Linked DNA regions of Homo sapiens: region 2 is linked to region 1. Evidence: chromatin loops called from intact Hi-C (ENCODE). Cell type or tissue: dorsolateral prefrontal cortex. All regions are shown on one strand. Each heading gives the region's core, and the rest is flanking DNA. Links, peaks and the distances in the headings are about the cores only. Region 1 holds the start of GABRG2 (gamma-aminobutyric acid type A receptor subunit gamma2). Region 2 holds the start of LINC01202 (long intergenic non-protein coding RNA 1202).

Region 1 (8,977 bases), core at 1-8,000:
CACTTTAGCAGCTCATAAGAAACATCATCAAAAGCATCTTTGTTTAGGTAGCAGATAAAAATAGAAAATATGTATAAACCATTAACTGTATTTTCTTTTTAAAAATTCAGAATGAGCACTTAAAAGTAAAGTTTAGACAGATCATCAAAAATTCAGTCCATTTTATTTCTGCTCAATTTATCCTTGAAAAATAATTATTTGTCACTCTAAGTATATTACAAAATCTTGTTTTATTCTAATAAAATAAAAACATTTTATGTTTCAGTTATTCTTATTTACTCTAAATTATTTTTTATGTTTTTCTATATATTTTTTTCCCTTTAGGGTATTTTTACTCTGAGATGGAATAAAATTACACTGAAAAAGTTTATAAAGTTATAAGATTTGTTTTAAAATCTCTATGCATATATATGTGGTATATATATAGTTTTTCAATATAATCACATACACATTTATATATGTATATATGTTTTATTTTTTTGGAGCCAATATCTTCTTATAACTAATGTTGGTGTATTCTTTATACTATTCCTTATGCTTTGTTATATGTATAATATTCTCAATGATTTACATACAAATAAAAGATTGAAGTTAAATTGATTCATTCTGCCCAACTGAATAATAAAGTATGAATAATCAAAACACCTTTAAATATTAAATATGATGATAAACTTTTGGAAATCAGAAAAGTATAGACCACTTTTCTTCAAAGTGAGGTCTAGGGTACTTGTTGAAAATACTCCTGTTGAATATTCCTTTTCTCCCCAGACATAATGATTCAAAAGCATTCAGTGTATAGTGTAGGAATCTCCATTTTAGTAAGTTCCCCAGGTTATTTTTTATGACAGCACAAGCTATGTGAATGTTTCAAAAATTTTGGGTTTCAGAAATTAACTATTTCACTTATAAGAAGAGATATTAGTTATTAATATTCTCACTACGATGCTTTATTTTTCTCTTTGTTTCACTTTTGTAAAGACATAGACTAATAAATTTTGTCACTTAATGAGGGCGAAAACAATCTTTTGAGTTACATAAATAAAAAACCAATTTTTTTTTTATTTATCTTTAACTTTCTAGGTGGTTCTGCTACTACTGTCTACCACAAAAGTATTATTTCATAAGTACCACTTCCTATGGACTCCTCATGTCTCAAATATTTCCCAGTTATTTATTGTCCTTCCTCAGGATCAACTTTATAAATCAAAGCTTCTATTTACCTCCAGTCCTACTCAACAATTCAAATGACTTTTTTTATGGGATTGCAGCAGACTGAAACTCTGATCACATTCTCTGCACCAAACAGCAATGACTCCATTCTCTGTCACTATGAGAGAATGTAAAAATTACCACTTTTGGGAGTTTCCATTACAGATAGCTCATATTTATAGAGCTCTTTTAAAAAACTCATCTAAGATAGTCTGGTACAAATTGAAAATTAAAATGTATCATCAAATTTACTTTGTATAAGACATTGAAATGGAAAAGGTGGGGCTGTGGCAACAAGAAGACATCTTAAATACTATTTTCTTATAAACTATAGTAAAGTTAAACATGTTTAGGTTAAAATAGGGTTACTGGAGAGAAAATACATAATATTTTATCTATTAAGTTAGACAACTGTTTACTAAGATGGAGATGAGTCAAAAAGAAAGACATTCCCTTGTGTCTTGTCTAGATTTTAATCCACAGGTTTCATTAATGGTAGAAATAGGGGAAAGATATTTTCTTTTAGTAAGTAACTGTTTTCTAATTTCCGAAACAAATTAATAGCTATCCACAACCTTAAGTATAAAAATGAATTCAAATTTTGAATCAAAAAATTACTTTTTTCAGGATTTCACCAAATTGTATTACATATAAGACTGTTTCCAGTAAAAGGCCCTCTCATATTCTGAGAAAGCTACTGAAATGTTATAATCCTAGTGAAAATACATTCTATTTTTATAGTAAATTAGTAAGGTACAAAAAGTGCTGGAAGAGTTAAGCAGACCCTCTCTCTGTTTAGAAACTCCAAAGTGAGGCTTTCACTCTTTGTTTTGCCTGGGTCTCTTTATCATAAATCTATCTGTCTTATTACCCATCTTACAGAAGAGGGGGCCAGAGAAGTTGCCTAGTTTCAATAATTTTTTTAAAAACTAGTTTAACCTCCATCCTTTTCAGCTGCTTTTGTTACAACTACCATGTAAGATTGTCGACCCACAAAAAAATGTTAGGGCACTGTCTTGATATTTTCTATAGCTAGTTTTTGTTTGTGTCTTTCTTTATATTGGTAGGATATGAGAGGTATATTTATAGAACTTTATTTCAAAATGAAAGTATAGAAGAATGCAAGTAATGTAAATAGTGGACCTCTAACATGGCTTTGGTCCTAGTTAGAAAGCTTGGAGAGCGGGGAAGGTGCTTAGGTAGGTAGACGAATAGTCAGCTAGGCTGCATGGATGGTTGCTCCTCTAATACTCTTAGCTCAGGAAAGTTCAAGTAAATTTAAATGCCGGGCACTTCAGGGCATACACATTCTCAGGGTTTTCAGGAGTCCAGTCTCCAGCCTTACCTTTTTTTTTCTATTCAGTGCAGCAAGGTTTTAAAACATTAATGTGTACTTCACGATTATGGCATCACATTCACCTGGTTCAGCATATTTTCCAACACTGCAGCAAGGCCAACTCTTTTCCAGACGTATATTCCCCTATGCAATCATTTAACTACGTTCTCCACCCTATGCCCAATAGTCCCCTTCCCATATCAAGGAGGGAGTAGAGGTAAACAGATCAGGATCTGTATATTTCATTAGTGCCCCGTGGCTTCATTGGCCTTCTCTCTGACTCTGTGGATGCCCTGAGTATATTTAGAGACGTTCTATCAGGTTAGACAAGCCTCTATCCCTTTGGCCCTCACCAGGACTGCTGTCCCTGGTGCTGAACCATGTTTGCACACGGGTAGTTGGCTGTTGGGTCAATGGGACTGGATGCAAAACCTGGCTGACTGACCTTAAGAATGCCAGGTGCAGAAGCATGCGATGCCTTAGTACACAGGAACAGGGCCGCCCGCCGCCCCTCCCCCCAGCTCCCTCACACATATCTCTCCGGTGTGCGCCAGGACCCATTTGTAAATTTCTCCATCAGACCCCCACCCAAAATGCTTGCAACACGGCCTCAAATGCCGGCGTGTATCAGCACAGCCCACTCCGATATCAGATTGCAATAATGTCAAAATGCTACTCCCTAAATATTTAGTCTTTATGAGGTTACCTTTTCCACTCTAAAACCAAACAAAAAATAAAATAAAATCCAATAAATGAATACATTAACGAAAGTGACCTTCCACTTTCCTCCCTCCAGTCCCCGCCCCATATATTCGCTCTCTCCTAAATTGTAAAGCCGCACATCCTAGGAGAGTGTTTTAAATCTGGGTGGTCTCCCGAGTTACCCCTCCCCACACCTTCCCCCCACCTCTTCAGAACAAAACGACGCCAAAAAGGGCACATCTTACCCAGGGTAGAGCGACAGCAGGAGCAGAATCCACACCGTCATTTTCTGTGAAAATACAGGAGTCGAGTAGACTGAGCTTCCTGTGCTCCATATATTTGGCGAACTCATCGCTTTTTTTTTTTTCCTTCTCTCGCCTCTTGCCTCTTGGTTGCAGAAGAATCCCTCCCCTTTGTATTATTCTTATGCTTATGATCTGATGGTGGCTCCCCCCACCTGCCTCTAGTAGGTCCTTCACTGGGGAGATGGATTGCTACCAGATTAGGGAATTAATATTCAGGGGGCAGAGATAAGATCAGCAAAAACGCTTGCAGATACCATCAAAGCGTCACTCTGGCAGCGGCTTCCAAGTCTGGGGGAGTAATATCATCGAGGCAGGGGGAGGGTACAAGGAGAGACTCATACGGAGACAAATAAGGGAGAGGGAAAGACACGCACACTCGTGTATACTCATGCCCCTCACACTTACGCGTTCTCCCCTGGGTCCATCTCTTTGGGGTTATTTATTTGTTTGTTTTGATTTTTTTTCTTTTACAGGGGGCAGAGCCCTGTGGGTGTGTGTATTTAAAATAAATAGGAAAAAAATCACTAGAGACTCTGCGTGATTAACTATCACGCAGATTAACTATGAGGTCAAAGTGGAAGTGATGCACGCTGCTGCAGCACGAATTAACACATGCGTGGTGTCTTTCCAAAGCTTTTTAACCCTTTACTGCACACACCAGCATGCAAGGACTGGCATTCATGGGGACAAGAGATGCTTTAGCAAGCCCAGAAGCTACATCATCAATGACAGAAGGTTTGTGGTCGTCAGATCTGCCAAGAATCCTTATTTTAAACTCGTACAGTCTTAGAAATCATGGTTGCATTGTTAGAGCTGGGGGAGCAGACAGTGGGGGAGGTGTGAGTGTCTCAGTAAGTCATCCTGTAGGCAGACAGATTTGGTGAATTCAATTTGAATGAGAGAAGAAAACATTGATAGAATTAAAGGACATGGAGAAATTCTATGCTACTCAAGATTCATTCCTCCCTTGTCAGTTCTCCAACCCCAGTGAAAATGCACAGACACAAAACTGCTTGAAGTTTGACAAATGTAATTGCGTGGGGATAGCTGCTTGAATAAAGATTACACATCACAAAATAGGAGGGCTGTTTTTTGAAGGAAGGGTGGGCAGAGGGGTATAATCAGGAGGTCATTTAACAATGCAAAGGGATTTCTGTTTGTCATGTGGGGGGTTGATTTTTTGTTCTTGGTAATAATCCCGAAAGTTTTTAGTTTGGATGAGTGGTATTAGTATGCTTCTTTCTTGCCTAGAATGTTACTATAGATACTAATATGTAGAAGATACCCCCTTTATGCCAAACCAGTTCATCCACCACAGAGGAAATCCCTTTCATTAATCATGAAAAATAAAGTGGGGGAGTGTTTCATGGTTCTTTAAAGTCAAGATACCACATTGAAAGTATGCAGGAAGCAGTAGTAGTGATGAGGAACAATCTTAGCTCTTTGTGGAAAGTGACAAGGAGTTGTTTCAAAATAAGTGCCTTTTTTGCAAGAAAAAAGTCTTCCAGGAATGGAACTTGGGTAAGGAGTCTAGGAGACATAGGAATAGAACATGAGAAAATCAGGTCCACACTCCATCACTAACACTAAAGTATATCCAAGGAAAGCAGAAAGAATTACCAGTGGCTGCTGCCCATCACATGGGCTGAGGAGATGCATCCTGACAATGAAGCAAAAAAGTCCTGACAGACCCACCTGGAATCCTGCATGGCTTCATAATTCTGCCTTAGGCAGAGTTATTCTTAAGGCATTTAGACAAAAATCCAATGAAAACCACATTCAAATGCAGTTTTGACTTCTTTCCATTGTGACTAAAATGGAGGCAGAGCAAACATAATCCCCTTTTTATATAATGCTCTTGTTCTTTGCTGCACCGTGAAGGTATTTTCCCCTTCTTTGATTTTTACTTATTTGTTTATTTATTTAATTTAGTGACAAGGTCTTGCTCTGTGACCCAGCCTGGAGTACAGTGGGACAATCATAGCTCACTGCAGCCTCGAACTCGTGGGCTGAAGCAATCCTCCTACTTCAACCTCCTAAGTAGCTGGGACTATAGGACTACATCACTATGACTGTCTAATGTCATGCCCCTTCTTATGTTCACAATTTTTATTCCAAAGAGCCTAGTTTGTTTATAGCTCTATATATTTTCTTAGTGAAATTATTCAATCACACTTTTGTAGGCTAAGATGTGTGTGTGTGTGTGTGTGTGTGTGTGTGTATGTGTGTATTTACTTAAGTGCCTACAAAACCCAAGCAAGTGAGATAAATGGAAGACATTGGCAGTTTATGAATCAGTAAAGTGGTGGAAACCATGCACACTGAAGTGCCAATACTCCATCCAAATGGAGCTGCCACTGTTCAGTTCCAGTCAGAATTGCCAGAAGAAATGGAAATAAGAATTGCAGAATAAAATGTTCTAATTTTTAAAATGCAAAGGAGGCCAAACCAAGTAGGCATCCAGGCCACAAGGTTGCAATTTTTGCACACTATATAAAATATCTACCATACATGACATTTCCAATTTTTTTGTGTTAAGTTTCTCAAGTGAGTTTATTTATTGTCAAGCATAACGAAGCTGTGAAAATGAATGCTGTCACATTCACAAAGTACTGATTCATATACTAATCCCTTATCAGTCTTATAATGGCCCCTATAAATTAGAAGCTATTGAATGATGGAATTTTGTCCAGCATATTAAGAGAAACCATAGAGGTAATTTTACTATTTATAGTATCTGAGTACAAATTTAATTGTGCCATTCATAGCTAGTAGGTGTCAGTATGCCTCTGTGGATCTTTCTTATTTGCTGACTGCTGTCTGAAAAAAAAGTATTTTAATATATTTCCTAAGATTTTACAACATGTGTTATATTCATTGGTGTTTATAAGAGATCTAGTAATTACTTTTGTTATCAACTTTGAGGTAAACTCTTGCCCCTTTTTAAGATTATACTTATAATCAATAAAGTAACCTTTATTTGATAAACATGATGCTACCTTCTCATTGCACATAGTATATATGTATATATTATAGAGGAAATATATAATATATTTTCCTATCCGATACAAATTTTATGTCTGAGATCCCTATAACAAATGACAGATTAACAATAGAAAGGCATAAATATTTATTTCATACAAATTCTATGTGACATGGGAGCCTTTAGAAATGAAAGCTCAAAAGAAACAGGGAAAATTGTATATTTTATGCTAAATCAAATAAAGAAGTGGATAGTTGTGCAGAAACATTACTGGACAAAAACAGATATGATCTAAAGGGCATAAATGGGGGAACTCAGAGAGGCCTGCTAGTTCAGATTCTTCTCCATGTCTCTGTGTCTTCAGAGATAAAGACATTGTTTTTCTCCAGGCACAGGGAGGACATCCCTTGGTTGAGGGCCTTATGACCTATTTTCAGTGGAAGGTCAACTAGGTTTTATGGCCCACTGCAGGGGAAAAGGAGCGAAGGAAATTCTCTATAGTTTCCATGGCCTGATTCAGGAGAGAAGGGGTGCAGAAGAAGGTCAGAAAGATCTTCTTGCTTCTGTGGTCTTCTCAATTTCCTTCAGTTTAAAATCCTCAGTATGCCAAGTTGCTGCATATATGTGTATATGTGTGTGTATTTATTTAATTATACTAACATTTGAAAAACATTGGAAAGTAAAAGAAGAAAACTACCACCCAAATCCACTCATCCAAACAGGCCTTGCCAATATGTTGGAAAATTGTTTTACAAGTCAATTCTCTATGAATAAAGTTTTTTTTTTTTTTGCTTATAATTTGACATTGTATTATTACTACTATTTTTGTGATAGTTACTACACCCAGAAGTGAATTATGAGGTTATAAGTTGGACAAGTTTGGTTGTTGATATCAAATCTCTCATTACTTGGAAAAGTAAAATATATCATTTATATTCTACTTCTGGTAGTGACAAAGTTGACCATTTTGTAGGTAATAATTATTACTATTGGACAAAATATTAAATAAGCAAATATGTGAAGTAGTAGGATGCTACTGAAAGGAGGCAGAAAGTGTGACGATATGGCCAATAAGAGACGAAATTGAGGCTGGGTGAGGTGGCTCACGCCTGTAATCCCAGCGCTTTGAGAGGCCGAGGTGGGCGAATACCCTGAGGTTCAACACCAGCCTGGCCAACATGGTGAAACCCCATCTCTCGTAAAAATACAAAAAATTAGCTGGGCGTAGTGGTGCGTGCCTGTCGTCCCAGCTACTTGGGAGGCTGAGGCAAGAGCAACGCTTGAACCTGGGAAGGGGAGATTGCAGTGAGCTGAGATCATGCTATTGCACTCCAGCCTGGGCGACAATAGCAAAACTCTGTCTAAATAAATAAATAAATAAATAAATAAATAAATAAATAAATTGAATTGAATTGGATGAGATCTAAGATTTTGTGGCTTTTCCCCTGTGGAAACTTCCCAGTTTTTAGCACAGAAAGTCCAACATCCAGGAAGTCCTTCCATCCCAAAAATGCAGGATGGTTAGAATCAGCAGAAGGCAGCAATCTTATTGGCTTGAGGTTTAAGAGGAAACTTTGGGGCTACCAGAGCTGCTCACTTGAGCAGGAAAATCACAGATAGAAGTATAAGACTTCACATCTGTATGTAAACTTCCTTTAAATTTTGTTTGCTTTTGTGTGGAAAAGGAGAAAAGACTTCAAGAAGCCCAGATGAAAGCAAAAATTGAGAGACTTAAAAAGTTGAGCAAATATTTCAGCTGCCACTCACTGCAGGAGACACAGAGTTTGAAGTTTGAATTCCAATAAGTGAGGGGGTCTTCATAAACCTCTCTGACATTCCTTCAAAACCCTAGAAGGACCATAACTTTTCTCTGTTCTATAACAATGGATTTACTCTAAGGACGAAAATGAGATTGACCAACCTGAAAGAGTATAAAATGAATCCTCCCCAAGATTAATTTATCGATAATTTAACTCATAATATTGATAATAAAAATCAACAGGAATCAATCAGAAGAATATAACAAATCAGAATGTCATTGATATACAAAATGTCCTGTACATTGTTTAAAAAAGTCACAAAACAGTATAAGATAATAGGATAAATATATATACATATACATATATATTTGTATATGTGGGTATGTATTTTTTTAATACAGTCAATAGAAACAGGCAAAACCTGAGAAGTTCCAGATACTGCAGTTGGCAGATAAGGATATTCAAGCAGCCACTATAAAGTAGTTAAAGAACTTAAAGAAAAATTTGGTAATGATATTTTTATGGTCAAATAAGTTAGCAGTAGTGAATCTCAGCAGATAAATGGAAATTATTATTATTATTATTTTTGTTATTATTACAGAGTCTTGCTGTGTCACCCAAACTGGAGTGCACTGCACTGGAGTGCAGTGGCATGATCTTGGCTCACTGTAACCTTCTCCTT
Region 2 (17,717 bases), core at 4,334-12,333, 66 kb after region 1:
CGGGAGGCTGAGGCAGAGAATTGCTTGAACCTGAGAGGCGGAGGTTGCAGTGAGTCGAGATCGCGCACTGTACTCCAGCCTGGGCAACAGAGTGGGAATCCGTCTCAAAATAATAATAATAATAAAATAGAAACTAAAAGTCAAACCCACAGCCAACATCCTACCAAATGGGGAAAAGTTGAAAGCATTCCCCCTGAGAGCTGGTATGAGACAAGAAATGCTCACTTTTACCACTTTGATTCAACATAGTACTGGAAGTTCTGGCCAGAGTAATTAGACAAGATAAAGAAATAAAGTGCATCCAAATTGGAAAAGAGGAAGTCAAACTGTCGCTGTTCACAGATCACATGATCATATAACTAGAAAACCCTAAAGACTCATCCAAAAACCTCCTAGACCTGATAAATGAATTCAGAAAAGTCCCAGAATACAAAATCAATGTACACAAATCAGTAGCAGTGCTATACACCAACAATGACCAAGCTGATAATCAAATCAAGAACTCAATCCCTTTTATAAAAGCTATGAAAAGAAAAAAGTACTTAGAAATATAATTAACCAAGGAGGTAAAAAATCTCTACAAGGAAAATGACAAAACACTACTGTCAGATATTATAGACAACACAGACAAATGGAAACACATCCCATGCTCATGGATGGGTAGAATCAATATTGTGAAAATGACCATACTGCCCAAAGCAATTCTCAGATTCAGTGGAATTCCCATCACAATACCATCGTTATTCTTCACAAAACTATAAGAAACAATCCTAAAATTCATATGGAACCAAAAAAGAACTTGCATAGCCAAAGCAATACTAAGCAAAAAGAACAAATCTGGAGGCATCACATTACTCAACTTCAAATTATGCTACAAGGCTTTAAGTTACCCAAACAGCATAGTACTGGAATAAAAATAGGCATGTAGACCATTGGAGCAGAATAGAGAACCCAGAAATAAAGCCGAGTACTTATAGCCAACTGATCTTTGACAAAGCATACAAAAATATAAAGTGGGGAAAGGATATACTATTCAATAAATGGTGCTGGGATACTTGGGAAGCCCCATGTAGAAAAATGAAACTGGATCCTCATCTCTCACCTTATATAAAAATCAACTCAAGATGGATCAAATACTTAAATCTAAGTCCTGCAATCATAAAAATTCTAGAAGATAACATCGGCAAAACTCTTCTAGATGTTGGCTTAGGGAAATAATTCATGACTAAGACCTCAAAAGCAAATGCAACAAAAACAAAAGTAAATAAATGGGACCAAATTAAACTAAAGAGCTTCTACACAGAGAAATAAATCATCAGAAGAGTAAACAGACAATCAACAAAGTGGGAGAAAATCTTTGTAAACTATGCATCCAGCAGAGGAATAATATCCAGAATCTACAAGGAACTAACTCAAACAGTTCAGCAAGAAAAAAACAAATAATGCCATCAAAACGTGGGCTAAGGACATGAATAAACAATTCTTAAAATAAGATATACAAACAGCCAACAAACATATAAAAAATGCTCAGCATCACTAATTATCAGGGAAATGCAAATTAAAACCCTAGGGAGATACCACCTTACTCCTGCAAGAATGGCCATAATTAGAAAGTAATAATAGATATTGGCACCAATGTGGTGAAAGGCAAACACTTTTGTACTGATGTTGGGAATGTAAACTAGTACAGCCACTATGGAAAACAGTATGTAGATTTGTAGAACTACCATTCGATCTGGCAATCTCACTACTGGGGTATCTACCCAAAGAAAAAGAAATCATTTATGAAAAAGACCCATACACACACATGTTTATAGCAGCACAATGTGCAATTGCAAAATATGGAACTAACCTCAATGCCTTTCAAACAAGTAGATAAACAAAATGTGGTATATATACACCATGGAATACTACTCAGCCATAAAAAGGAACTAAATAGTGTCTTCTGCAGCAACTTGGATGGAGCTGGAGGCCATTATTCTAAGTGAAGTAACTCAGAAATGGAAAATGCAAATATTGTATGTTCTCACTTATAAGTGAGAGCCAAGCCCTGAGGACACAAAGGCATAAGAATGATGTAATGGAGGCCAACGAGGGTGGATCAATTGAGCCCAGGAGTTTGAGACCAGCCTGGCCAAAATAGCAAAACCCTGTCTTTACTAAAAATACAAAATATTAGCAGGGTATGGTGGCTCACACCTGTAATCTCACCTACTCAGGAGACTGAGGCACGAGAATCACTTGAACCTGGGAGGTGGAGGTTGCAGTGGGCCGAGATCATGTCACTGCACCCCAGCCTGAGTGACAGAGCAAGATTCTGTCTCTTAATAATAATAATAATAATAATGAAATTTGTCAACTCAGATGATAAGGGTTGGGAATGAGTGAGGGATGAAAGACTACATATTGGGTACAGTGTACACTGCTTAAGTGACAGATGCTCCAAAATCTCAGAAATCACCCCTAAAGAATTTATCCCTGCAACCAACTTGAAATTAAAATAAAATTTTAAAAAGACAATAGGCTATAGAATATATTTTACAACATTCTGATTAACTATCTTAGTAAATTTGAGTGAAAGTTATCCACATCTTAGTTAAATATTAAATGGAGTTTCTTTATATGGGTAGCTGCACAAGCTTCCCAAAAATGTTTAATTGACACTTTGGATAGCAAGGTGATAAAGAGTGATATATGAGTTTTAAAATTATTTATGTTCCATAGAAAAGTAAGAAAAATATTTACTTTTATATGGAGATAATTTAGATAGTATTTGGCTACATCTATTTTTTCAACTTGGTCTCCAAGGTACTCATAAAAATCACTGGCTGTTATACTTTTGCCTTTTGAAGCAGGACAGCTTGGACTGCTGTTCAGGATGTCCTTATTAAGTATATAGAGGAGAAAAGATAAATGAAGAAATTTACAGCCTGCTTGATACCTGTCTTTCAAATATCTTTAGAGTTATGCCACCTGGAATATCTTGCAAATTTTCATAGAGAACTCTTTAGATAGAGTATGAAATATTGGCCTGAGCTGAAATGAGCTCATTTGTTTTAAGAAAAGATATATAAACTACAAGGAATTTAAAAGAATATTATCTCATGCCAAATCAAATTTTAGTTTTCTTTCTTCTTACTATTATTGTTAATGTTTTATGTAAATATATGTGTTTACCTGGAAAATGTATAGTAGTATTAGAAAAGAAACAAGTAAAACATTGCATAACATGTTTTTTTAAATTTTAAAGTTATGAAAATATAGAAAAGGTTTATAATTCCTGATAGTTTGATGACACTTGCTTATCTTGAGATATGAGATTGTTTTGTTTTTTGTCAATGCAGTTTTGAAAAGAAAAGCAATTGGTAAGAAACCCGTAAGGTGCCCCTCAATGTTTGCTGCCTCTTGTTACATATTCCCCTTTTTCTCAGGATGGGCTGGATTTAGGAATGCTCTTATGCAATAGCATATGATAAAAGTGATGGATTTTTACATCCAAGATTGGGCTACCAAGTACACTACACTTGCAGCTTACACAAGTTTCATATTTGCTGGCTCACCTCCTTGGCATGGGCTACAATCAGCCTGCAGCTGCCTCTTCTGTTCATTCCCCTTTCACCATTTTCCTTCAGCTATTCCAACAACTGGGAAAAATGCATGTTTAACTCCATGATGCAGGGTGTTGCTTTGTCTTGCAGGACATCCATATCGCTGAAGTTAAAGGAGGTGAAAGGCAGAAGGATTGAAACATCTTAGGGCATCCTCATTGGGTCCACCTTCTACTTATGGGTTTCAGCTTATCCTCATTGTTTCTGGTCATACATCAATCTTTCCTTCCTGATTTCCTACTCTGCAATTTAAAGCTCTAGTGCAAGACACAAATACAGCATCCTTACAGAAACTGTTTGTTTAATCAACTCCCATGATTGCATAACATCAAATCCATATAATCACACACACACACATGCACACACACAAAGTCAACAACTTAAAATAATAGATAATAAGCAAGTTACAGAAATCCTGGGAAGGCCAGGGAGGTGGACTAACATTAAACAAACATATATGTTTAATATGTCTAATGTTCATGTTTTATGAGTGGACTCTGGCTAATATAAATGAAAAAATAAATAATAAATAAATGAAAAATAATTAATCAAAAATAAATTTCATAAAGTGCAAAAGAGAAAAATGCTTGAAAAAAATAGAAGCCCAAATAGTTAATGACAAGAATTAAAACAAGACACACTACAGAAATTGCAAGTTTTAAAAATATAAAATAACAGGACATGATTTATGCATGTAAATTTGGAATTTAAGGAATATAGACAAAATATTTTAAAGTATATGTTAGCAAATCTTATTCAGAATAAATATAATAAAAAAAGAATAAGATCTACTATTTGATAGCACAGCAGGGTGACTATGGTCAATAATAACCTAATTGTACATTTTAAAATACTAGAAGAGCATAATTAGATTGCTCTAACACAAAGAATAAATGCTCAATGGGATGGATGCTCCATTTTCCATGATGTCATTATTACACGTTGCATGCCTGTATCAAAACATCTCATGTACCTTATAAACATATGTACCTACAATGTACCCACAAAAATAAAATAAAAAAGTAAAAAAAGAAGAAATAGGCAAACCTAAATTATCACATAACCATTAATAAAATTGAGTAAGTAGTGAAACATCTTCCCACAAAGAAAACTCCTGGCTCAAGTGGCTTTACTCATAGCTTCTACCGAATGTTTAAAAAAAAAAAAATTCAGTTACACAAAAATGCTTCTAGATAATATAAAAAGAAGAAAAAAACCTTAGCTTATTTTATAAAGCTAGCATATTTGTGATTCAAACCTCAAAATTGAACAGCATGAAAAAGAAAAAATATATATACACACACATATATATGTACACATAAGAATAAAGATAACTATATATATATACACTATGTATGTATATATATATGTATATATATTTCTTTCTTTTTCATGCTGCCCTATTTTGAATTTTTGTATCAAGCATATTCTAGCTTCATACATATATTCATTCCAAGTTCCTTTATGAATGTAGCTGTATCCTAACAAAATAGTAGCAAACTAAAACTACTTTAAAATGGATAACAAGGAAGTTACAGGCATCACAGAAGGCAAGGGATGTTGTTTAATACTACAAAAATTAATTCATGTAATCCACCGAATTAAGAGATTAAAATAGAAAAATCCCCTGATGTAACAGATTCAGAACAACAATTTGACAAAATTCAGCATATTTGGTGATTATTTTTTAATAAAGTTGTAAATGAGGAAAGTCCTGATACAATCAATTTACAAAATTTTCATCAAATTGTTGCTTCAAGGGAGAATGTAATTGCTATAGGCCAGAGCTCTTGCTGTATCAGGAAGATATAGCCAAATATTATACAAATACAATGCTTTTAAAGGCACTAGGGGGCAGATGCAATGAACTAAAGATGGGGATGTAATGAGAACAAGTAAAACAGATAAATACTAATTTTTAAAAAGTAAAAATAAAACAAATAATGTAGGTTATAATAAAAATTAGAAATATAATCAATCTTAAGTCACTTACATAACAATTTCAGATAACTTATAGATAACAGGAAATAATGTTAAGATTTATGTGAATTCTTAGAATTTTACAGATAAAAACTCAAATTTGTGGTTTTGCAATACTCTGACTTACATTTTCTCTTCCAAAATTACTTTCAAAGAATAACACAAAGAACCATACTGTAATATCACTTAATTATATACTAGAAAAAATAAATATAAAATTAACATTCAGAAGAGGTAGTTTCTAATTGTCATCAGCCTAATTGTGCCTTTTCTAAGTAGCCTAAGATTACATGGTATTAGCAAGTGTATTAGTCTGATCAGGCTGCAATAACCAAATACCACATGCTGGGTGGCTTAGGCAACAGAATTTTCTTTTCACAGTTATGGAAGCTGGAAGTCCCAGATCAAGATCTGGACACTGATTTTTGTTGAGAGCTCTCTTTCTGGCTTGCAGATGGCCAATCTCTTCTCATATGGTAAGAGAGCTCTTTGGTGTCTCTCTTTTTTTTTTTTTTTTTTTTTAGACAAAGTCTCGCTTTGTCACCCAGGCTGGAGTGCAGTGCAGTGGTGTGATTTCGGCTCACTGCAACACTGCAACCTCCACCTCTCAGGTTCAAGAGATTCTCCTCCCTCAGCCTCCTGAGTAGCTGGGATTACAGGTGCATGCCACCAAGCCTGGCTAATTTTTTTCTGTTTTTAATAGAGAAGGAGTTTCACCGTGTTGGTCAGGCAGGTCTCGAACTCCTGACCTCGTGATCCATCGGCCTCAACCTTCCAAAGTGCTGGGATTACAGGCATGAGCCACCAAGTCCAGCCTGGTGTCTCTTTTTATAGGGACAGTAATTCTATCAGATCAAGGTTCTACCTTTATTACCTTATTTAACCTAAATTAATTCTTAGAGACCCCATCTACAAATACAGCCACACTGGGGGTTAAGTCTTCAACCTATGAATTCTATAAGAGACACAACATTCAGTGTGTAACAGCAAGATATATATTTTTTCTTTGAGAAAATTAGTACACAAATAAAAGATGAAAACAGTCCTTAAACCAAAGTATTGGTCTATACTTTATGAACAACTAGATGCACGTCTGTCTTGAGGAAAGATGAGTGATATTCTTCCTTTGGTTAGAAGTATGCCTGTCTTGTGCTTTTAGTACATATATCTCCATAAATATATTAGGGAGATAGTCCATGGGGATTTAAAATACTATAAAAAAGAAACTGTAATTGGATTTCATTATGGAGTCATAGTTCAAACAACGGGATTGCAGTGCAGTAGAACCTGCCAGTCTCAGATGAGAGGCTTTGGCAATCTGTTCTTCCCATGCACAAATGCAGTGCACCTGTGAGGTTCTTAATCTTCCAGAAAATTGAAGCTGTCCACCTTCAAGTAGAGATTTAAAACCTCTAACAGTAATCAGTGGAAATGAAGTGGGCATTGCAATTGATAAGGTGTAGGAGTCACGTAAACCTTTTGTCCACTCTGTCATATGGAGTCCTAAAATTTCTGTCTCTCTGTGATTAAAATGAATGATCAATGTATGATCTAATTTAGAGCAAGGAGGCCTCCTCATTGTTAAATTATCTCAATAATAAAAGTGAATTCTGAATGTTTTCCTGGGATTTAATGTTAATCTTTTATTTTTTAAATTTCCATGCTTCTTTTTACTGTTCAAGATGAATGAAGAGGAAGATTATAAATTTCGTGTAATACTAAAATGGTTTTATTTCATATCTTGTGTTTTTTTTTTTCCTGTGGGAGAAAGAGGGGGAGTAGATTGTGACTTTATGATGAAACGAACAGTTGGCCTCCTTAAAAAATCATTTTTCCCTCCAAACTTTCAACTACTTTGGAATTTCCAATTCAATTTTTAAAATGTGAAAAATGCTTTAGGTAATTTCGTTTGAGTCAACAAAACTCTGGCATTTTCTTTCTTTCTTTTTTTTTTTTTTTGAGATGGAGTTTCACTCTTGTGGCCCAGGATGGAGTGCAATGGTGTCATCTCGGCTCACTGCAGTCCCCGCCTCCCAGGTTCAAGAGATTCTCTTGCCTCAGCCTCACAAGTAGCTGGGATTACAGGCACCCGCCACCACGCCCAGCTAATTTTTGTATTTTTAGTAGAGACGAGGTTTCACCAAGTTTGCCAGGCTGGTCTCGAACTCCCGGCCTCAAGAGATCCACCCACCTCGGCCTCCCAAAGTGCTGGGATTACAGGCGTGAGCCACTGCGCCAGGCCAACACTGGCATTTTCAAATGATGTTTAGAAGCCTCGATAGCTTGTGACTTTAAAAATGAACCATCAGTTTTAGTCTTGTTTTTTCAGAGCTGCAGTTAAACATGCCATATGTTGACTAATCTGCAAATAATACATCTGTGATCTTTTGTGGAATTTCCCTCCTCCAGACTTCTATTCCAAGCTCCACATGAGTTAAGAAGTGTCTTGTGAGTTATAGTTACTGTGCTTTCCTTCTATGGGCTGAAGATTTTGAAGGCCTCTCTGTAGCCACATGTGATTCACATTTTGCATAAAGGAATTAGGTTCAGCAACAGGCAAAAAAATAGCCTTTGTTAAGTATCTACAATCTATTAAATTGCTTTCTTAGGAATAATAAGTAAATGTGATACATAATTTTACCTTCAAGAAATGTGTAATATAAGGGAAGAGACCGTGTACACTCAGACACCACACACAAACACAAGTTGTAATAAATAATAGTTGCATGGGAGATAAGTCAGGGTTAGAAGAGTGAAGAGAAGCAAAAAGTCAAGAGTGGTGGCTCATACCTATAGTCTGTGCTTTGGGAGGCCAAGGCAGCAGGATCGCTTGAGGCCAAGAGTTAGAGTCCAGCTAGGCTAACATAGTAAGACTCTATCTCTACAGAAATAAATAAATAAATATTACCCAGCTGTAGTAGTGTGGAGCTGTAGTCCCAGCTACTCAGGAGGGAGAGGTAGGAGGATTACTTGAGCCCAGAAGTCCAAGGCTGCAGTGAACTATGATCATGCCACTGCACTCCAGCCTGGGCGACAGAGTAAGATCCTGTCTCAGAGAGAGAGAGAGAGAGATTGAGAAGAGAGAAGTGCAAGATCACACTTCTGCAGCTCTTTTTTTCTCCTTCTGGCACATTTTTCATTTTTAAGACCCCACGTCCTCCATATATGCTTTCCTGGCCCACCCATTTCCCTCCTCCCCTTACACAGATGGAGAACTTCCTTTCTGGTGTTCTCTCAGCACTCAGCACAGATTGCTAGTGCTTTTATGTGCTGAGCCTTTCCCTTCAACCTGGACTGAAAGAGGATGGCAATCTCGCTGAAGCTGTTTCTTTTTCTTCACAACATATAGGAAAGTGTTGCCCCTTTTTGGAGGTAAGCCCTTTTGTTCTTAAAAATTCTATAAGAAAGAATGAGGGGAAAAGGAAAAGAAGTTATTAAACCAAATTGAGGAAGAGATATGTATCTCTCTCCATGCTTGAAAATTAAAAGGAAATATTAGAAAATTTGCTAGACAGTTAATGATTTGGACCATCTGTAGTGGCCTCCGTAACATATAAAAGAATAGAATCTCCTTTTAATTAATTTTCAGTTGTAAATCATGCTGCAAAATAGCAACCATCCTTAGAGACTAAATCTTATGAGTCATGGCTTCATAATAATGTGACCCAGATTTCACAGACATACAACACTGAAATATTATATTTTTTCCAATACTTTGAAATAATCTGTTTAAATTTGTAGTGAGGGAATATTTTGATATACTAACTACTAGGGATTTATTTCCCTGTCAACTACTACCACTTATTTTACATTGCTATTCACATTAAAATAGATCAGAGTGATAAATCATATGCACAGAACAGAAGTAAAAATAAAAACAAACTTCTTTAACTTTTTGGAGAGAATTTAAGCTTGAAAGCATAAGGTTTTGGCTTGTACAAGCTTGTTAACTCAGAATTTAAATGGCTAAGCCCCAAAAGGAGAAGCTTATATTAGAAAGAATACATTTGAAAGAAAATAAAAACAGATAAATCTGACTCCGCTATTATAGACTAGAAACAGGTCCCAAAAGATTAGAAAGTTTTGTGAGACCCTGGGGAAAACAAACAAAGAAACAAACAAAAAATACACACACACACACACACACACTCACACACACACACACACATATAGACTGTCCAGGACCATGATCAGCAATGATTGATTGCCTCAAAGAGTGAGTGGGAGCTATGGCACAATCACAGACATATCACTGAGTGCTACCTTTGTGGAGGTCATAGTCCATCTCAGGCTGACATTAACAGGTTCAGCAGAAAGGATGTGCCATCTGCCAAGAACATCACTCAACCCTGTTCAAATTATTACTTGCAAATAAAATCCCTCTTTTTGCCCATAATACAGGACATTAAAACATTAAACAGGTGCAATTTTGTCTGCTCCTCTTGGAAACATTTGACCACTTCTGGAGACAATTTTGATTGTCAGACCTTGGAGGGAGGGATGGTGTTGATATCTAGTGTGTAAATGCCAGCATTGCAGCTAAATATCCTACAATCCTCCATACAACTCTCCTACAACAAATAATTAGCCAGTTTTCTGGCCTAAAATGTCAGTAGTGCTGAGGTTAAAAACTCTTACCTAAAGCATGGCCCATAGTGAAGCAACTTTTGTTATGCCTACTCTATATTAAGACCATGATACACTAACATAAGACTTATAAAAAAGATAAATAAGACATTTTAGTAGTCTTTATCTAGAAATTAAAGTGGAAAGAGGAGTATGCTCTGCAAATGAGAGATAAAATTCCCAGAAATAATTTTCTGTTAATTATTTTTAATAAAAACATTTTTGCTTCTTTTTCTTTTTATATATGTATTTTTTAAGAGGGAGGATCTCACTCTGTCATCCAGCCTGGAGTGTAGTGGTGCAATCTTGGCTCACTGCAGCCTTGAATACCAGGGTTCAAGCTGTTTTATTAAAATAAATATATATGAGGAGATACTTATACCTCTATGTAATACAATTAAACCATGTTTTGCTGAATAACAAATTACTCCAAAACTTAACGACTGAAAACAACCAAGATTTATATTCTCACACTTTCTGTGGTCAGAAATTTGGAAGTGGTTTGCCTGGATTTCTGTGACTCAAAGTCTCTAATGAGGTTTCACATAAGCTGTTAGCGAGAGCTGCAGACATACCAAGACTTAAGTGAGTCCAAAGGATCCACTAAGGTCACACACATGATTATTAGGCTTCAGGTTTTTTACTGGCTGCTGAACTGACAGCTTCAGATCTCAGCCATGAAGTATGGGCTTCTCTACAGGGCTGCTCAGGATATAGCAGCTGGCTTCTTCTTCATGGCAACGGAGCCAAGGAGAATGAGGGAGGGAGGGAAGGAGAGAAGGAGCGAGAGAGAAAGAGCAAGCAAGTGAAAGATGGAAATGATGGTCTTTTATGAGCTAATTGATCTTATTTAGGTGATTGTTGCTGTAGTTGTTGCTTGTTGTATATTCCTAAACCTAACTAAAGCTCATTTCTTAGATTTTGGCTTCTCTACATATACAAATGTAGATATAAATTAGAACAGAATAGAAACAATAATTGCAGTCTGTACTCAAGGGGAGGAATACACAAGAGAATGAAGGCCAGGAGATAGAGATCAATGTGGGAACTGCACACCCTATTATATTGAATAAGACACTGAGATTCAATAGATGCAGTAAATTCATACTGCTGTGAAAGGTGGATTTGATATTGGAAGCTAGGAGTCCCAGGACTGAATAATTAGCTCTTTCTTCTTACAAATAAATTATGTAAATCGTTTGTGTGTTGATTTATGTGATCATAAATTATATTACTTTAAATTATTAACAACATTATGATGATTTATTTTTTACCTCCTTGCGTTAGTTAGGTTTAGGCTTCTCTGCATATACAACAAGCAATAACTAGAGCAATGATCACCTAAACAAGGTCAACTTTATTTTCCATCTCTGGAAAAAGAGAAGTGAAGTCTGGAGGTAGATAAGCTGAAGCAGATAAGAAGGCTCCACGCTGTGATTCAGGGCCCCAGACTGCTATTGTTCTGCTCCATCACTCTCTTTAGTGCTTCTATTTTCAAGTTCACTTCATGATCCAAGATGGTTGTGGGAATTCTAAAATATCATTACTTGACAAGGAAAGATGGAAGATAGAAGAAAAAGTCCCTTTTTTTTCAGCCAATTTTAGTTCCAAATGATCCAACTTTCTCAAAATTGTATATACTATTTCCCTTTACATCTCATTGGCCATAACTAAGTCACATGGCCATATCTAACTGTAAAGCAAACGGGAAAACATGGTTATTTATTCTGTGCAGCAACATGTTCAAATATTTTTAAAAATTCCAATGCTAAGATGGAAGAGAGTAGATAGCAAAGTAAGAAAATGGCTGTTTTTTTCTTTTCTGTGTTATAAAAGAAATGCTTTCCCACTAAAAACTGTAAACAGTAGAGAAAAGTAGAAAAATGATATAAAATGATACCTACACTCCCATTTTCCCCAAGATAAGCATTTTTTCTTTCTTTTTGTAAAAATTTCTATTTTCAATTTTTGTGGGTTCATAGGAGGTGTATGTATTCATGGAGGTGTATGTATTTATGGAGTAAATGAGATATTTTGATACAGTTATGCAATGTGTAATAATCATATCAGGGTAAATGTGGCATTCATCACCTCAAGCATTTATATTTTGTGTTACAAACCATCCAATTATACTCTTTTAGTTATTTTGAAATTCACAATTAAATTATTATTATTGACTGTTGTGCTTTCAAATACTAGATCGTATTAATTCTATATAACTACTTTTTGTACCCATTAACCATCCCCACTTTCCCTCTAAACCTCCAACTACCTTTCCCAGCCTCTGGTAACCATTGTCCTCTCTCTATCTCCATGAGTTCAATTGTTTTAATTTTTAGTTCCCGCAAATCAGTAAGAACATGTCAAGTTTGTCTTTCTGTGCCTGGCTTATTTAAGTTAACATAATGGCCAGACGGTCCATCCATGTTTTTGTAAATAACAGTATCTCATATATTTTATGGATGAATAGTGCACCATTGTGTATTTGTGCCACATTTTCTTTATCCATTCATTTGTTGATGGACACTTAGGTTGCTTCCACATCCTGGCTATTGTGAATAGAGCTGCAATGAATATGGGAGTGTAGATATCTCTTCAATATACTGATTTCCTTTTTGGGGGGTATATACCCAGCAGTGGGATTGCTGGATCGTATGGTAGCTCTTTTTAGTTTTTCGAGGAACCTCAAAACTGTTCTGCATAGTAGTTTTACTAACTTACATTTTCATCAACAGTGTACAGGGTTCCCTTTTCTCCATATCCTCACCAGCATGTATTATTGCCTGTCTTTTGGATACAAGCCATTTTAACTGTAGTGAGATGATATCACATTGTAATTTTGATTTGCATTTCTCAGATTGTTGTATCAATGATGTTGAGCACGTTCTCTTTTACCTGTTTGCCATTTGTATGTCTTATTTTGAGAAATGTCTATTCAGATATTGGAGAAAGGACAATCTCTTCAATAAATGGTGCTGGGAAAATGATATCCACATGCAGAAGAATGAAACTAGATGCCTATGTCTTGCCATATACAAAATAAACTTGAAATTGATTAAAGACTTAAATCTAAGACCTCAGACTGAAACTACAAAAAGGAAACATTTGGGAAATTCCCCAGGACATTGCTCTGGGAAAAGATTTCTTGAGTAATACCCCACAAGCAAAGGCAACCAAAGCAAAAATGGACAGATAGAATCACATCAAATTAAAAAGCTCTGCTCAGCAAAAGAAACAATCAACAAAGTGAAGAGACAACCCACAGAATGGGAGAAAATATATGCAAACTATTCATCTGACAAGGGATTGATAGCCAGAATATATAAAGAGCTCAAACAACTCTAGAGGAAAAAATTTAACTTATGAGTTAAAGACAGGTAAAATATCTCAATAGACATTTCTCAAAAGAAAACATACAAATGGCAAACAGGTATAGGAAAAGGTGCTCAACATCATTGATCATCAGATAAATGAAAATCAAAACTACAATAAGATATCATCTCACTGCAGTTAAAACAACTTTTATCTGAAACAAGGGCAATAGCAAATGTTGGCAAGGATGTTTAGAAAAGGGAATCCTCATTCACTGTTAGTGGGAATGTAAATTAGTACAACCACTATAGAAAACAGTTTAGAAGCTCCTCAATAAATGATAAATAGAGCTACCATATAAGTCAGCAATCTCACTGCTAGGTGTACACCCAAAAGAAAGGAAATCAGTATATTGAAGAGGTATCTGCACTCCCATGTTTATTGCAGCACTATTCTGAAGTTAAGCACTTTGTAACTTCACTATGTATTTTCTTCCCTCGCTTTCCTCAATACAAAGCTTGAGGGTTATTTCTTTTTATATTTAATATGAGGGGATGTGCTGGATTTACAAAAAAAAAGAATAAAATAAAAAAGTGTGGAGCGAAGACAGGAAAGCTAGACTCATTTTGAGGATTTATATGAGAACAAAGATGGCCAATTATGTCCTAGAATAAAGGAACTTGAAAGTAAATAGGATTGTTTATTGCAGTCAGCCAAGTGTTTTAGGATCTTTGTAACAATATATACATTATGATATATTCCGGGAATTTCATTTGGATGATTAGAATATTCTACAAAAGGAGAAGACTAAAGTAAAGTTTGATGACAGACTAATGTTGTTTATCCATCCAGTCATGAGATAATGACATCCTAGAGAATGGTGGGTAAAGTGAAATGGAAGGAAAGGATGCAACAAGGTAACTTTGCAAAAGTTGGAAATGATGGGATGTGTGTAAGCTGGGATAAATAATTGACTATAAGATTTGTTTTCCTTATTTGAGGGTATGGATAAAATCAAATAAGTAGTAAAGTAGGGATGAGAGAGTAAGCTATAAATAATATTTAAGGAGATTTGAGGTTCATATAGATGAGAGTCAGGATCCCCACTAGAGATGGGTATGCACTGCAGCCATGTTTGTTTGCTTGAGTGGTTTTGTTTAGGTTTTTGCTCTCAGCTTCAACTTTATTGTTGCTTCAGTACTCTTTGTCTATGAAAGGACTAGTTCCATGATGAAGACCACTTGAAAAGTGACTGCAGCAATTTTGGTAGTAAGACAATTGGTGTCAGTTGCTGGTAGGATCCAGGGTGAGAAACTGAGTTAGCAGGGATATTATTTCATCTATGCAGAATACTGGCTTCGTGGTTTGTAATGTTCTTCAGATTCCTAACATTTCCCAAGAGTTGCGTGAATGAATTTTTCTTCTCTTGCCAAATGCCAAATGGTCAGTGTCTCATGTGGAACTAAAAATAATTGAGTAAATTACACTCAGATTGTTTTGCCCATCTCTTAACTCAGAAGTTGTTCTAGGTGTTGTTGTGGTTGTTGTTTTTCCCTCCAACAATGGATAGAAAAACAATTGCTAAAGTTTTGTTTTTGTTTTCTGAAACAGAATCTCAACATGTTGCCCAGGCTGGAGTGCAGTGGCCCAATCTCGGCTCACTTCGACCTGCACTTCTGGGGTTCAAGCCATTCTCGTGCCTCAATCCCACGAGCTGGGATTACAGGCATGCACCACCCCTCCCAGCTGATATTTGTATTTTTAGTAGAGACTGGGTTTCGCCATGTTGCCCATGCTAATCTTGAACTCCTGACCTCAGGTGATCTGCCCACCTCAGTCTCCCAAAATGTTGAGATTACAGGCATGAGCGATCACACCCAACCACAAATGCTGAAGTTTTGCCTGTCCTGGTTAAAACTCCAGAACTCAAATTAATCCTGCAATCAGAATTTGCAAGTTTTCCAAAAAGTCACTAAACGGCTGCCATAGATCTGGTCTTCTCCAATACTACAGGGGGCGAGGGACCACAGTATGATTATCTCACTATTAGAAATGTAACTCTTTTAAAGTTGTATATTCTAGAAGTCTGAAAAAAACTGAGTTTGAGTCCCAATTCTCAAATAGAAAATTATATTCTGTCTAACACATGGAGCTTTGGGAAGAATTAAAGAAAAACGTATAAATAAGCCAGATATCTTTTACATTTGGAAGTAGATAACATACAGATATTCATTGCAAGATTATTTACAATAAAAAAATATGGTAAAATTCTGAAGTTCAATAGAAAGGCAAAGGGTAATTATGTTTGATTAATGCTTTGGAATAGTTTGGAGCAGTTACAAAGATGAGGAAGATTTACACAGAAAAAATGCTAAGATATTGTTGAGATAAGAAAGTCTCAGAAAAAGTATTTTGCCAACATTTGTTTGAAAAACAGAGTAATGTATTTTAACTTCCCCCGTTTGCGAAAGACGAAACAATCTGCATAGAGAGGTTAAATAAATTTCCAAGGGTCACACAGATACTTGAATTCAAACTTAGATCTATCTGATAACTACAGACCATATTTCACTAAAAAGGAATCAGAGTTATTAGAAATGCAAAGAATATCAGACATTGTTTAGTTCAGTGGCTTGTTCCCTGTACATCTAACGGCCTGAGAAGGACTTCCTTTGGTTTTTGCCCTTTCCCCCACAACCTCTTTCTACTTTAACCAGAGAAGTTGCATATTTTTATTGCTTTTTATTTAAGAGTTTGATGAAAAAAATGTTTCAGGTGTTCTATTGCTAACTGAAATCCCGTACTTCAAATTAAAAATAAGGGCCTTGAAGCCCAGAGAGAGTGAAACAAGTTTCCCAGAGTTACAAAACGAAGAACTAGAAATTAGAACTTTGTCCTCCAAAGCCAGGGTGACTTCTAGGGTACACTTCTGACTCTATACATTCTTAGATCTTAGCCTAGGTGCCTCTGTGAACAATAAGAAGAAAATTATTACTAGAAAAACAATGACATGCAGAGAATTATCTTAGGGAGGCATCAGGGACTGAACAAGGGGAAGTTGGGCCTAAAGAGGGAAAACTGAAATGCCAGATGGTTAAGAAAGGGTGAGGAGACTTTCTTCAAAACATTTTTGCTTTCAACATCCATTTTCAGAGGTTCTGCTATTCCCTTGGAACAGGAATACATTTTCAAAGGGGACTAATTGCACTCTCTTAGGGGCAAAAAAATTAAGTGCGTCGTAGTTTAATTGAGTGTAGATAGATTAGTTTCTATCCATGGTTTATTTGTCTTCTTTTAGTAATGGAGACTCACTGAAAATGAGCAGCCAATGAGCAGAGAAAACCGGCTCTTAGATCCCAAACTGATGGGTGCTTGGAATGTAAACACTGGTCTCATGTCCCCTATTACAATTTCAGGACATATCTGTTTTCTTTCATTCATGCCTCATTATTAGTTCCTGTGGCCTTTGCTGGCCACCAGTAAGTTTAAATTCAGAAATACTTTATTACAGTGTTGTATGAAAATACTGGACTAGAAAACAGGACACCTGCTTTAAATCTGGGGGAAAATCTCTTTTAACCCCACAACATCTCCATTTTGTCATCTGTAATGAGTTCACGAAAAAATTATTCAAAGAATATTTATTGATTTCTTATTTAGGAGATATCACTAATTTCTCTCTTGAGACACTTCTTTCCAGGTGAAAGGAGGTCAGTTAATGTACCTATTGGCTTCTCTCCGCCTCTTGACATACTGACCCTCTAGGACAGCAGAGTGATCTCATCTGATACCAGAAGAATAAACTGGTCAGTCTCAGTACAGCTCCTTCTTTTTTCATTGTAAGTCATGAATTCTCATTTGATCCTCCAGCAGTATATTTTTCTGCATCAGGCCTGACCCAGCTGATATTGACTGAAACAGGTAGAGAGAGTCAGCCTAATTCTTGTGTTAATTAGTTGACCTATTTGTTTATCACACTATACTACAGCCAGTGATGTAGATAATACTTTGACCTTCATCTTCCACTCCTTTTTTCTCTTTTTTTCCCCCATCTCTGTTTCTCAAACACTTATGGAGAAGATGTAAAGATGTGGACCTTTGCACCACCAATGTGTCAGTCACTCTTCTAGATTTGGGGTGCCATTGACAGATAAGAACTCTTCAAATACAGCTTTCCATCTTGTGGAAGAG

Evidence for each region. Hi-C counts contacts between places; a loop is a spot of excess contacts. Peaks named below come from ENCODE experiments on the same cell type or tissue, not always from the same donor. Only the 100,000 strongest peaks of a DNase experiment are listed, where the experiment ranks them.
Region 2: a loop joins it to region 1, with 13 times the contacts of the local background. A loop is called at or near these places in 1 of 110 quality-filtered maps.

Annotation. Positions count from the first base shown.
Region 1 is chr5:162,062,622-162,071,598 of GRCh38, reverse strand. It overlaps GABRG2 (gamma-aminobutyric acid type A receptor subunit gamma2), which reads right to left and starts at 3,826. Exons shown (of 10, transcript NM_198904.4): 1 at 3,493-3,826. The coding sequence starts at 3,599. In dorsolateral prefrontal cortex, for the core only: no CTCF peak of the experiment used is centred there; DNase peaks (open chromatin) are centred at 3,028 and 4,298; H3K4me3 peaks cover 4,612 bases; H3K27ac peaks cover 3,557 bases.
Region 2 is chr5:161,992,363-162,010,079 of GRCh38, reverse strand. LINC01202 (long intergenic non-protein coding RNA 1202) reads left to right here and starts at 8,884. Exons shown (of 3, transcript NR_126372.1): 1 at 8,884-8,960. In dorsolateral prefrontal cortex, for the core only: no CTCF peak of the experiment used is centred there; no DNase peak of the experiment used is centred there; H3K4me3 peaks cover 2,079 bases; H3K27ac peaks cover 3,650 bases.